Regions from separate parts of the Homo sapiens genome. Here region 2 is linked to region 1. Evidence: chromatin contacts called from ENCODE Hi-C data. All regions are on one chromosome and are shown on one strand. Each heading gives the region's core, a stretch centred on a gene start or an enhancer-like site at or near the end of the contact. The rest is flanking DNA. Distances are from core to core; before and after follow the strand shown. Region 1 has its middle 33 kb from the start of MICU2. Region 2 has its middle 65 kb from the start of FGF9.

What was found. Hi-C counts contacts between places; a loop is a spot of excess contacts on that map. Pooled maps may share reads with other maps.
Region 2: a loop to region 1 is called in a pooled map, with 4 times the contacts of the local background. The contact joins two enhancer-like sites. A Hi-C loop is called at or near these places in 2 of 168 maps with a recorded cell type or tissue (CD8-positive, alpha-beta T cell and OCI-LY7), 2 of 37 single-sample maps with no recorded cell type and 6 of 50 pooled maps.

Annotation. Positions count from the first base shown.
Region 1 is chr13:21,634,428-21,640,801 of GRCh38, reverse strand. No RefSeq gene overlaps it. Among named protein-coding and RNA genes, the nearest start is that of MICU2, 33 kb to the right of the region's middle. RefSeq lists an enhancer at 1,693-1,812. Within about 2 kb of position 3,366, at least 3 of the 41 ENCODE cell types and tissues checked have a DNase peak (open chromatin) inside an H3K27ac peak, as active enhancers do.
Region 2 is chr13:21,733,091-21,739,464 of GRCh38, reverse strand. No RefSeq gene overlaps it. Among named protein-coding and RNA genes, the nearest start is that of FGF9, 65 kb to the right of the region's middle. Within about 2 kb of position 3,376, at least 2 of the 41 ENCODE cell types and tissues checked have a DNase peak (open chromatin) inside an H3K27ac peak, as active enhancers do.

The DNA of each region.
Region 1 (6,374 bases), core at 2,117-4,616:
TTAGAGAAAGGATTCCCATGACTGAAAATTCAGTGGTTCTTCTCAGGGCTAAGACTGGGATGAAGCGAGCAAGGTGCTTCTGCTGCAAAATTTGATAGGCTCTCCGTCCCTCCCTCCCTCTCGGGAGCTAGACCTGTACTGGCATGACCCCGAGAGGGAGCACATGAGGTACTTACATTTTGCATGTGGGATGCCTCACTCTGGTCAGACAAGTTCATTTCCTTCTGGGGTCCAGTCAATGCTGCCATGATCGGGCAAGGCTGGTTATTCTCACAGATGAGGCAAAGCCAACCATATGAGCCACCGGGAGCCGTCCTGTGGCCTGAAGATACAGGGCTCTCCTGGGCAAGGACAGGCAGCACTCGTTTTTGTCACACTTGTGTTATTAAAACCTGTGATAGTAGCCTGGTTCAGTTATCCTAAATAGCACTGAACAGCTCTTGCCGCTGGAGTGAATCCAGCCTTCCTTATGGACTAGCGTCAGGTGAACGCCCTTCTGTCTTTTGCCCCTCCATTTTCCCTTCCGAAGTGCTGCAGTTTGTAAACGTGAAATCAGAGGTTGGGGGTTGGCAAATGGATCTGTCTGTGACTTACTGCTCCATACTTGTTGAATGGAATGCCTGAAATCAGCAAGAGGCTAGCTCTGCAGAAGATGGGTTTTGAGAGAAAGCATGGTTCTTTTTTCACTCGCTATTCCAACTTTGTTTTTGCCAATGGGAACAGGTTCGTGTCGCATGAAACGTGTTTGGCTTTCTCAGGAGCTCCTCAACCTCCAGGAGACGTGAAAAACACTTCTAGCCAACAACGCAGAAGTGCTAGTCACTGAATGCACATTGTTGCAGGCCTGTTGTTGCTCAATGAGATTAGTCTCTAACTGATGCACACGGGTCTTATTGAAAAGGCTATTCTGTAATTGTTGCCATTAGTGAGGCTACCATTAGGCAGTTGCCTAAAACTTCCTGGAGGGACTCACTGGAGGCTCCAGCAGCCACGGTTCACTCATGTAGAACAGCAGGAGCTGCGCTAATTTCCACTCTCCCATCCATTAGGGGAGAGAAGCAGCTCATTAGAGGTCCTCCCCTCTCAACTCCAATTACCCTGGGATAATGACAAAACATGGAGCACAGTAGAAACTCTGAGAGCTCCACAGCCATTCCTCTCATTCATGATCTCTGTTGATTACATCCACAGAAATAAACTCCAGACCCCCAAATCTTCGCACAGCCAAGCTTGTCGACATAATCAGCCATGTGAATGCCTGGTCACATTAATTTAAAGGCTGAGCGTTTTAATCTACATATGAGACTTTTAGGGGAAATGCTTAACATAATAGCATAGCCCAGAAAGTTGTTTTGTTTTGTTTTTTCCACGTCTTCTTCCTCTCACAAGGAAAGAAACTCTCACAGCAAGGTGAAGCAAAATCATTAGTCTCAAAAGTTTTAATATTATATTTCTAACCTTTGTAGAGAACTTAAATGCTAACCCAGATATCCCCTCCCAAAGTCATATTAGTTCAGCAGCAAAAAGATTGTGGGGGTGGGGGTACAGGGGGAAAGGCTGGGTGAGAGAAAGAGAATTATTTCCCAGAAAAGCATAAAATTGCAAGAATCTCAAAAAATTGCATCTCCCTTTGCCACTGTATCATACCACCAGGCATAACGGGGCCCTGGGCCGCAGGGCCTGTGACTTTCACACACTTTTGTTCAATGCCATTAAAATTTCAGTTCTGCTTTTATGCTCTCTTATCTGCTTAGTTGATTATTTATGTTGCAATTCACACTAAGTTCAAAAGCCACCACTTTTTGATTTTCAGATGTCTTCATCCTCACTGGTGTCCACCTCATCCCCAGGCCTATCTCTGGGACAGGCAGCCCTTTTCTTATTTCTGGATGGGATCTGAGAAACTGTCATGATACTTGTCTGAACTTGTTAGTGGTAATGTCTCCATAGTGCTGCAATAAGCAAATGTATCATTCAATTGTCTCACTATTTTAAGTGAAGCAACCAGTTGCTTTCTGTGTTATGTAAATATTCTTTCAAATATGCAGAAGCATATTTTGGAGGGGGCTATTTTACTGACATCTTTTTCATGGGCACTAATGAACGAGATATTTTTACAGATAATCTAAATAGCATAGAGCTCATGTATTATAAGGATACTGTTAAAAAGAAACAGTGCTAACCACATATCCCAAAGTCCTGACGGAAAAAAACTGTAACTGTTTGGAATGTAATAAAACTGTCCAAATTTTACATGAAGTCAGCTCTGCAAACAGCAAAACATAAGTCACTCTTCTGTTTATTCTGTGCCAGTAATAAACATAAATTGTTGCTTCCAGATAGAAAATAAAAACAAAGAATAGAGGCGCCCTCTTGTGGAGAGAACCAACACTACCACTTCAAAATTGCTAGCTTTCTCCAATTCAGACCATGTCCCAAATCATATGTTCATTTTTAAAGGAACTCGCCTTCCTAATTATTGCTCAAGTGAATAGTTGTGCTACTAAGCAAGGGATTCGTAGTTTCATTTGCTCTGCAATCAGAGGCCTTGCCTCCCAAATTCTAGTTCTTGGGTTAACTCAGCTGACGCACCTGTGAGTTACCATAACCCCATGACCTCGCCAAGGGCCCATATACATAGTGCCTCCTTTGCTGGAACTTCCCTCAATGCCTGGGGCCAGCCTGGCTAGGGCTGTGACTCTTAAGGGTCTCACTTCAGGTTCTGCCCCTCTGGGGACATACTGACCCTTGTTACTACATGTCTGATGAACTGGTCTTTCTCTGTATTGTACGTTAATTTTATCTTCATTATTTGAAAAAGAAAACCTGTTATCAATAAATCTTGCAGTCATTGTCCTAAGAGCAATAATTGTGCTGTTCTTATGTTTCGAGAACAAGCTAGAGCAAGCAGTGTTTCATAGCATTTATTATGGTTTTCCAAAATTGCTGAGCTTTTTCTGTCTCTCCTCAGATGACAAGCACTGGAAAGGCAGAGACCCTTACCTCCTTTGACTTCACACCGTCAGGGCCTTTCATGGTTTCTAGTATACAGTGGGTGCTTAATAACTAGGTGTTGCACAAATAAATCCCATTTCCACATCCAAATTTGGTTTGCTGAAAGCAGCAGCCAAGACAGCCACATAGGTAGTAACGCGCACAAGGGAGCGGCAATGCAAAGAGGAACTGTGGCTGAGGTGCCCGGAAGCTCCGCTTTGCAAACCGGGGACTGCAGGGGAGAGAGGACGGAAAGGCCGTGGCGGCCGAACTTCCGAGGCTGAAGTATGACACATCCACCTCACTCTGCCGCACCCACACTTCAGTGGGATCAGGCTCCCTTGGAGGGTTTGTTAAATGCAGGGTGCTGGGCTCCACCCCAGAGGCTGTGAGTCAGTGGCTCTGGCGTGAAGCCCAGAATATGCATCTCTACCAAGTTTCCAGGTGATGCTGTTGGTCTGCAGAGCACACTTTGAAAACCACTGAGGTAAAGCAGTGCTTGATTCACACTCCGACTGCAAATAAGGAACACCTGGAGACTTCTGAAAATGTGGGTCGGCCACACCACGTCCAAGACAACTGAAATCCCTATGGGGGAGACTCAGGTGGCAGTCATCTTCAACTCCACCCCCACCCCACCTGGCAGAAGACTATAGACAGAAAGTCTTGGCCAAAGTCCAGGGCTTTGTGTATATGTTATTAGTTTCATGGAAAGAAACATACAATAACACGTCACTTTACTGCGAAGATTTCCCCTACATTATCTCATTTGCACCTCAGACAATCCTGGGGGGAAAAGAAAGCAAAAAATGTAGCTCAATTTTAAAGAAAAAGAATTGAAGTAATAAATGGCAGCCCTTGGACTTAAGCCAGATGATTTCTTTTAAAATACCACCTTTAGAGTTAAGTAAACTTGGAATAGAGGTCAGGGTCCAGCTAGGGAACCAGAAGCCTCTTGGAGAATTTAATAAACAGCTTGGCTACAGAGGGGATGGAAGAGCTGAGCAAAGCAATTCAGGGATTAGCAACACCAGGAAACTGCCACCAACCTGAAGAAAGCGCGAGAGGGGTGAGTGGCCTTCACAGTCACCTGGTGCAGCAGGACCCCGATGGGCCTAGCAAAGCCATGGAAGAGAGAGAATGAAAGGGAGAGATTCACTGGCTTCTCCCTTCCTGCCAAGCTCCAACCAGTGTCTCCTATTAACCCAGCCAATGCAGAAGCCACCTGACCTGGAGCTTGGGAAATGCAGCCGGGCAGGCTCAGCAGAACTGTGAGGGTCCTAGCACAATCAGGCCCAAAGCTGGCCACATGGACTTGAATCTCAGGTCTGCCCAAGTAAATTGGGTAACCTCGGACAAGTTACCTGACCTCTCAGAAATGGAATTCTTCAATCCATAAAATGGAATTCTTCAATCCATAAAATGGAGATTATATCTAGATTCAATAATTGACCCTAGCATGTCGCTGGCCCTGAGCAGGTGCCCTATAAATATTAGTTTCCCTCTCTTCTCCCTGCTCCTCTGCTATCAAAGCTGTTGGTCTTCTCTCTATCCCACAATTAAGAAACCACTGGAAATGATGAGTCCACACTTCAGCGATCTCTATGCTACTTCCACAATGAGAGTTGAGACTTTCCCATGGGGCATGGCGGATATTGCTGCCTAACCGTGGATGTCATCAAACCCCAGAGCTGCTGTTGCTGTCACAGGAGAGCTAGAACAGGACTACAGAAAGGTAGCTACCATAAGCTATAATAAGACAGCGTCTGCTAGGGTGCTTATGATGGGGCAATGGTCAATTGAAAAACCTTCTTACAACACAGCCCAGAGAAGCGATGCCTCTGGTGAATAAATTGACACAGAAGTGTGAGGTACAGACTGGCCCCCAAAATATTGTTACCAGGCCATCAGGTTGGTGACCACAAGCTACGGAGCCAATCTCCCAAAGTCTTCCAACAGAATACCCAGGAGGTAAAACGTTTCCCAAAGACATTTTCAGGCACATGTAGGGCATTTATTTTTAAATCACTGTTTATCATCAATAAAAGCAGTAGACTCACCTTCTTGTCACTTTCCCATTTAAAGAAACTGGATGCACATTTTACAAGAATTAATTAGTAAAGACAGATAAGAAAAAAGAAAGTGTTGGAGGTAGGAAATGTAGCTTCATGATTATTTGGTAAGAAATAAACAAGACTTTCATCATTAACAATCTAACATGCTAGGCTTTGTTTTTATTAGTCTATCTTAGAGTATGCTAAATTATTAAAGCCTAAACAACAATTGATGTTTTTTTTTTTTAAAAAAAGGTAAAATCTTCACTTAGAAGAAAGTACGTAACTAGGAGTCAGTAGATCTGGGTTCTATTGCTGGATCCAATGCAAAAACTTCAAGTCTCTGGGTTTGTTTTATTTCCTTTTTAAAAGTAAAGTTAATAAATACTCTCAAAGATTTCTCCCAGATCTAAAAGTATACAATTCTTTTCCAATTTCAGATGTTACCTATTATCCCACTGAAAATTCATTAGTTGGGGTGGGAGTTTAGTTTTAAAAAGAGCGATGATATATCAATAGTGTAGTTCAATGACTTTCTCCCTGAGAAGTAGCACAACACTGAGTTGAAAAGGAAGACTGAGCATGGCGTGGTGGCTCACGCCTGTAATCCCAGCACTTTGGGAGGCTGAGGCAGGCGGATCACCTGAGGTCGGGAGTTCAAGACCAGCCAGCCTGGCCAACATAGTGAAACCCCGTCTCTACTAAAAATACAAAAATTAGCCAGGCAAGGTGGCACACTCCTGTAATCCCAGCTACTCGGGAGGCTGAGGCAGGAGAATTGCCTGAACATGGGAGGTGGAGTTTGCAGTAAGCCAAGATCTCACCACTGCACTTCAGCCTGGGTGACAGAACTCACCTAACTTCTCCAAGCCTCCGTCCTCAGCAGTCAAACACGGTGACTTCCTCCTAGGGCTTTTGGATCAGTAAGTGAGCCCAAACATGTTGGACACTGCATCAGTGCAAGGCATGAGGTATCGCTCATGTTACCTTTTATTATACCACAGTTAAGTGCCAACAAAAACCTTTTCCTTTTAGTTGGTCATTATTTAAGAAATCTGCAGAATCCTATACCACAATTTACTTTGGGAAACAATATCTTTAAAATTTGAGGTCAATTTTACTAAAAAATATAATTAACTTCTAGAAAACTCAAACCTTCATATAAATGCATATAATGAAAAGAACAAGTCTTTCTCTCTTGCAGTTAGTACAGATGTTAGAATAATCATAACTTTTCCTCTATTCAGATAGCATCTCTTTTCCCAAAGAATTTGATGTATTTTTCATAAGTATTTTCTTTAAGTATCTTGACTAGAGGATATAATC
Region 2 (6,374 bases), core at 2,127-4,626, 99 kb before region 1:
CTTTGTCTTTTCATTCTACTATTGTCACGTGTATGCATCCACTGCTCCTTGTGTACGCCCCTGCCCGCCACCCTTGCTTCAATTCAATGATCCCTAAGGAGAGCTGTTGAAGCCAGGTAGCAGTTTGCCATGATTCATGCAAACATGCAAAAGGTGAATAATTCGTTAGAGCAAATCCACTGAAGAGATTTTACTCAAGGCAATAATCAAGTTTTCACTAAAGAAAATTCCCTGGAGGGTGAATGGCAAACCAGAGGAGAGCAAGAACAGAAGTAAAAGGACCCCAGGACGAGCTGTCAGCCTGATCCCAAGGAGACATCACAAAACCCTGGACTGAGGGGCGGCAAGGGTGGGGAGGCGGGCTAAATCCTGGAGACGCGCAGATGGGCTTTTGGGGATAGTTTGGATGTGGAGTGTTTTGCTGGTTGAAAGATTACTAGGCAGTATGTAAGCAAGAGATGACCGCATCCACATCACTGCCTGTTCTAAGAAGCTCCTGAGCATGGTGTGTGAGAGGGAGGGAGAAACGGCTTTAAAATTTGAGTGTACAACTCACAGCGCTTCCCACATGGTGCACATATAAATATTGTTCCCTGATGTGCAGCTGCAGCTGCTCCTTCCAGCACCTGGCTCTGTTTGTCACCCTGCCCCAAACTCGCTCTTGCAGGCTGGCTCCCAGGGCCACCCTCCACCTCTGCTTGCTTCAGGCCTCTCTAGGGCCACATCACCAACTGGGCTTCAGGTGGTCTGAGGGCTTGTCCTCTCCCTGCCTGGCTTTTCATCCCTCGTTCCAGTCCCAGCCCTGCCCTGCATGGAAGGACTTGTGCCCCAGTCCATAGGAATTCAGATGATGATTCCCTGTGCAGACAGGCTCATGGGGTCCCTGTGCTTTGCTGCGGGGCAGAGCCTCAGCCAGTAGAGCAGTGGGAATGAGTCCTGATGGTCTGCTCCGATTGGTCACCATTTACTGAAAGCCCACCACGCTCAACTCCTCACACTGGCACAATACATACAGGACACACTGAAGCACGAGCGTACAAAACAAGGCAGGAGAGAGGCAACGACTAGACAGGGGCGAGAAATGCAAGACCAGCGTGTGGCATAGACACTGGCTCACAACGTGAAGCACACTTCTCATTGCTCACATGCAATTTTCAGTGTTCAAATTTTCAGGAAATTTTGAAGCCCATGGTTAAGCCAGGGGTAGTTTGACATCAGTCATGATGACAGCATTTACACTATGGAAATGAGCAAATCTTACACATCAGCCCTCTCCCATCCCATCATTTCCACCTCCTGGACAGCTGCAGTTGAGACTCAACTGTCCTCACCCCTTCTCCTCCTATTTCTGGGACCCCTTGTGGAGAATATAGGACACCAGCCCACATTATCATGGACTTGGGTAAATGCTGTGCTAAATCTTGGGTTAGATTTGGAGCTTGATGCTGTGAACAGCAGAGGGATTGGAATATGGGGGTCCTAGCTTCCTGCTCACCTACTATCAGCCATACAGGTATGGGGGAAGGTCAGCTCTATAGCTACAGATGGTGAATAAGACATGGCTGGGGCCGGGTGCGGTGGCTCATGCCTGTAATCCCAACACTGTAGGCTGAGGTGGGTGGATCACCTGAGGTCAGTAGTCTGAGACCAGCCTGGCCAACGTGGTGAAACCCCATCTCTACTAAAAATACAAACATTAGCTGGGCACGGTGGCAGGTGCCTGTAATCCCAGCTACTGAGGAGGCTGAGGCAGAAGAATCACTTGAACCCAGGAGGTGGAGGTTGCAGTGAACCAAGATCGCACCACTGCACTCCAGCCTGGGTGACAAAAGCAAAACTCCGTCTCAAAAAAAATAAAATAAAAGACATGGCCGGGACATGACAGCCCAAGAGGAAACTGAGGCAAGGCAGGAAGGAGTGCCTGGAGCCCAGGTGTCCACTGGCTTCCAGCACACAGCTACACATCTTAGACATGGAATGGGATAGCTCCATGCTTTGGTTTCCTAGTTTATAAAATGAGGATCCTAATAGCGGCTCACAGATTGTCAGGACTAAGGCTGTAATGCGAGGAACATTATGACAGAGTGGGTTCCTGCCGCAGTCACTGCCCATCCATTTTGTCACTTGACGTTCCCAACATCCTCACAAAAGAAGCAGGAGAAAGGAGCAGGGACTCATCTGAGTCGTCTCCTCCTTTTCCTCTTCTCTGAAAATCCCAGTCATTTTTATCCCATGACTAGATTGGGCTTCCAAAAGCTCTCAGCCAGGAGTTCCCAAACCTGATCAGTCATTGGAATCCTCTGGAAACTCCTCAGAACACAGATTCAGGCTCACCAGATAAGAATACCTTGGCGGGGCCCAGGAATGTGCATTTTTAAAGCTCCCTGGGAAATTGCTGCTGACCTGGAGTGGGGAAGCCCCCGCCCCACAGCGTGCAGGCTCCAGGTGCAAGTCACCAGGACACTCAAGGTGGTCGGTGTCTGGAGATCTCAGATAGGGATAATCCCTTTATTTAGAGGGGGTTTTTAAAATCTTGAAATCAGGAGATCTTTGCAATAAACAATGTGCGTGCCTCCTTGCAAAGTAATGTAAACCAATAACAGGCTCCAATAACGCTATTTTTAAAAGGCTTTAAATAACTTTTCCGATGCAAAACAACCCACTTAACCAGACTTAGTTCATTTTATGGCCAGTTCTAAAGCTGAACCACTAGTGTTCCGAGATCATCACTGAACCAAACGGAGCCATTTCATGTCACCACCACACAGGCAACTTGCTCTGTGACATTAAACCAATAGATTCCACATAGGTGCAGGCCAGAAAGAGTACTATTTGCGGGGCTCCCTTCACTCCCTCAGTGGCGGGCACTGCCCTAATAGAATTCCCAGTGTTCTTGACTGTGCCTGTTTCATGCACCAAAAGGAAAAAAAAAAAAGTTCTTCATCTGAGCCTCTGGCTCCTGGCAAACCTGGAGATAAGTTCAGCTGATGTGTTTTTCCCGATAAGTTAGTGTTACAGGCTTCACAATGGTGACCTCAAATCCACATTGCGATGGACAGCAGTGCAGCCAACGCACCAAGCTCGATAGCCCACTGCCTGCCTTTTAATTAAAATTCCAAGTTGGTGTTTTTGTTTTCAAAGGAAGGATGGAGCCCATCAAGGTCACTCAGTGCAGCCAGGCGCTGCTGGGAAGAATGCCTCGCTGCATATTTACACTTCAGCAGCTCCTGGGAGGGCAGCACGCTGCCGCAGGAAGGATTTCTAACAACTTTCAGAATGGTTTCCAGATATAAATAGCCGCTATGGCATGATATATTCTAGCAAGAAAGACTGGAACAAAAGTAGGTTATTGACTGGCAGAAGCCTGCCTGCCAGTGGGCACTGGAGCCTCCGGGACTGGGCTCTTTCCAGCTATATTTAGCATCCACATTAATGTACTGCCTGCCGAACAATGCCCTCTAGAAGAGCCACATAAATCAGAGGAGGAAAGATTACTCAAATTTATGAAGCAATCACGGGAGAAACCCCTGGGCACAATCACTGTGATAAATACCTTGTTAAGCCCCCTGCCCATCCCCACCTTATGCTTCCTGTTAACACGAGGGGTCCATTACTGAGCGCTGCTACTTCCCAAAGGAGAAGCCATCTGCATTGAGGAGCTGTGCAGCAATCTGGGCCCAATCCAACCTGGCAAAGCCATTCTTAGAATTAAAGAGATGGAAGAGCCCGCTAAACAAGCACGCTCCCTCCCTGGATTTTTCAGGGCGATCATTTGTTCTTTTCAATGGCAAAATCTTTTTTTTTTTTTTTTTTTGGTAATTTTGTTCTTTTCAGTCGCAAAATCATTAAATACAGAAGCAAAGAGGTTTTCATGTTTGTTCCTTGACACGATTTTTTATGTAAAGAATTGTCAGGGAGCAATCCTGGCTGGGCGCGGTGGCTCACACCTATAACCCCAGCACTTTGGGAGGCCGAGGCGGGTGGATCACCTGAGGTCAGGAGTTCAAGACCAGCCTGACCAACATGGTAAAACCCGGTCTGTACTAAAAAATAGAAAAATTAGCTGGGTGTGGTGGTGTGCGCCTGTAGTCCCAGCTACTAGGGAGGCTGAGACAGGAGAATTGCTTGAACCCGGGAGACAGAGGTTGCAGTGAGCTGAGATCGTGCCACTGGAATCCAGCCTGGGCGACAGAACGAGACTCTGTCTCAAAAAAAAAAAAAAAGTGTTGTCAGGGAGCAATCATTTGTTGGACTGTGTTCCCTGGTTCTGGGGTCAAAGATGAGGAGCCCTCGCGGCTTTGAACTCCCCATTTTGAAAATGCAAGTGAAAGGACACCTCCCCCACAGAAGAGCAAGCTGGGCCACATGAGAGGCAGTGTTGGGTCTTGCATCAAGACATGGCACCAAGGGCAGCATGCCCCCTGGACAGGAAATTGGATCATTACCTCATTGATTCTGGCTCCTGGTGGGACAGCTGATTTCACGGTGGGCACACAGTGTCATGGCTAAGAATAAATCTAGTATCAGCTCCATCACTTACTGACTCCATGATCTTGGGCAAAATCCTCCAATTCTCCCAGCCTCTGCTTCCTCATCTGCAAAATAGGCGTAAGAAGAGACCCCACCAGGAGGAGCTACTGCAAAAATAAAATGAGAAAATGCAAGTTGTAAAGCACTTATTGCAGTACCTGGCACATAGTGAGTGCTCAAGGAATATTAGCCATTATTTTGACAGATGTTGACGATTCCTCAAACTCTGCCTGCATCTCCCCCAAGCCAGAGAGGATGCAGGGTAGACAGGTGAGGTCAGGGCTATCCTGCCAGTTTGCCACTGGGAGTGCCATTCATTCATTCAAATATGAATTGAGTCCCTACTGTGCAGTAAGTATTCTATGAGTGGGCATCATGTCTGTGCCTTTGTCTTCCCTTGTATGAAGTAGAATTAGGTATCTATGTTCAAAGATCATAATTCCATAAATCCAGTCCACTAATTGGCTGATTACATTCACACAGATCATTTTCCTTTTTCATGGTGATAATGTGAATATCATTCACGGCACACAATTTTCAGAAATAAACTGAGCCTGAGAAACGTTAACGTAATTGGACAAAGCAAAGACCTTTCATGTATTAAGCAATATAGACAGACTGGAAATAAATTATTTTTCCCTTAAAACTCCAGTGTCTTTTAACCACTTGGAGCAAGATGTCACTATTGAATGGAACAGTGCTAAAAAGTGGTGAGAAAGGATCTTTTGCTGACGTAAGTATTACTGTAACCTAATGTGCTAAGATCTAAATAACAGAGAACAAAGGGGTGCCTCCACACTCCCCGAAGACAATGGAACGGGCTCCCAATTCTTCAGCTTCATCAGGGTGTGAGTCACTCCGAACAAATCACTTCACCTCTGCAGGCTTTCATTTCTTCATCTGTAAAAAATGCAAATAATGACACCTAACTCCAAGGGTTTTGTGAAGCTTAACTGAGGGAAGCTGGTGCTTAATGATGTGGGACACAGGAAGTAGAGACCCTCCTATCCCTGGGGAATACCCCTCCCCCATCCAGTCTCTACCTAGGGCTCTCAACAGGAGAGTGAGAAGTTTCGAGCAAGGCCAGTCACAGGCGGCCCCTACCCTCCTGTATACCCCAATGTCTCTACATAGATGGACTTAGATTGCTAGGAACATCAAAGCAGGGTTTGAATTTTCCTTCTGCCCTCACCACTCTACTGAAACTCGGCAAGACCTTCTAATCTCTGAAGCTAATGACCTTTGGCCAGGATTCATTTTCCTCCCTCTTTTTGCAGCATTTGACACTGGCTGATTTTCATCTTGAAATCATTTTCTCTTTTGGTTTCTATGATATGACGCTGTTCGAAGTTTCCTTCTATCTCTCTAATACTTTCCTTCAAACTCCTCATTATAGGCTCCACTTGTCACTCTGATTCATAAATATACACAACCCCAACATTTCTAGACCTCTTCTTCTCCCTCTAGATTCTTTCCTTCCATCTATTTTATTCATTTCCATGGCTTCAACTCTCTCTTCACATCTCTCTTTCTAAAACCAAATCTTTATCTGTGGTCCTGACATCTTTTCCTAATCCTACAACAGGTGGTTGAGCACTCAAATACCTACAGGGGCCAGGCAGGTAATATGGTAATATAAGTAACAAGAACAGCCTGGACCAGAGAGGATTATAGGGAGCAGTGGGGACTGCAGCAAAGTGGAGAGCCTGTAGTTCACTCACAATTCCACCCTTGTAGTTTTGTAGGAATGAGTGCCCAGTATTTCCAAAGCTTAACATTTTTCAAGATAAATCATAAATGCAGCTATAATAAGCAATTAACTTTAAACAAATTCAGTTTTTAGA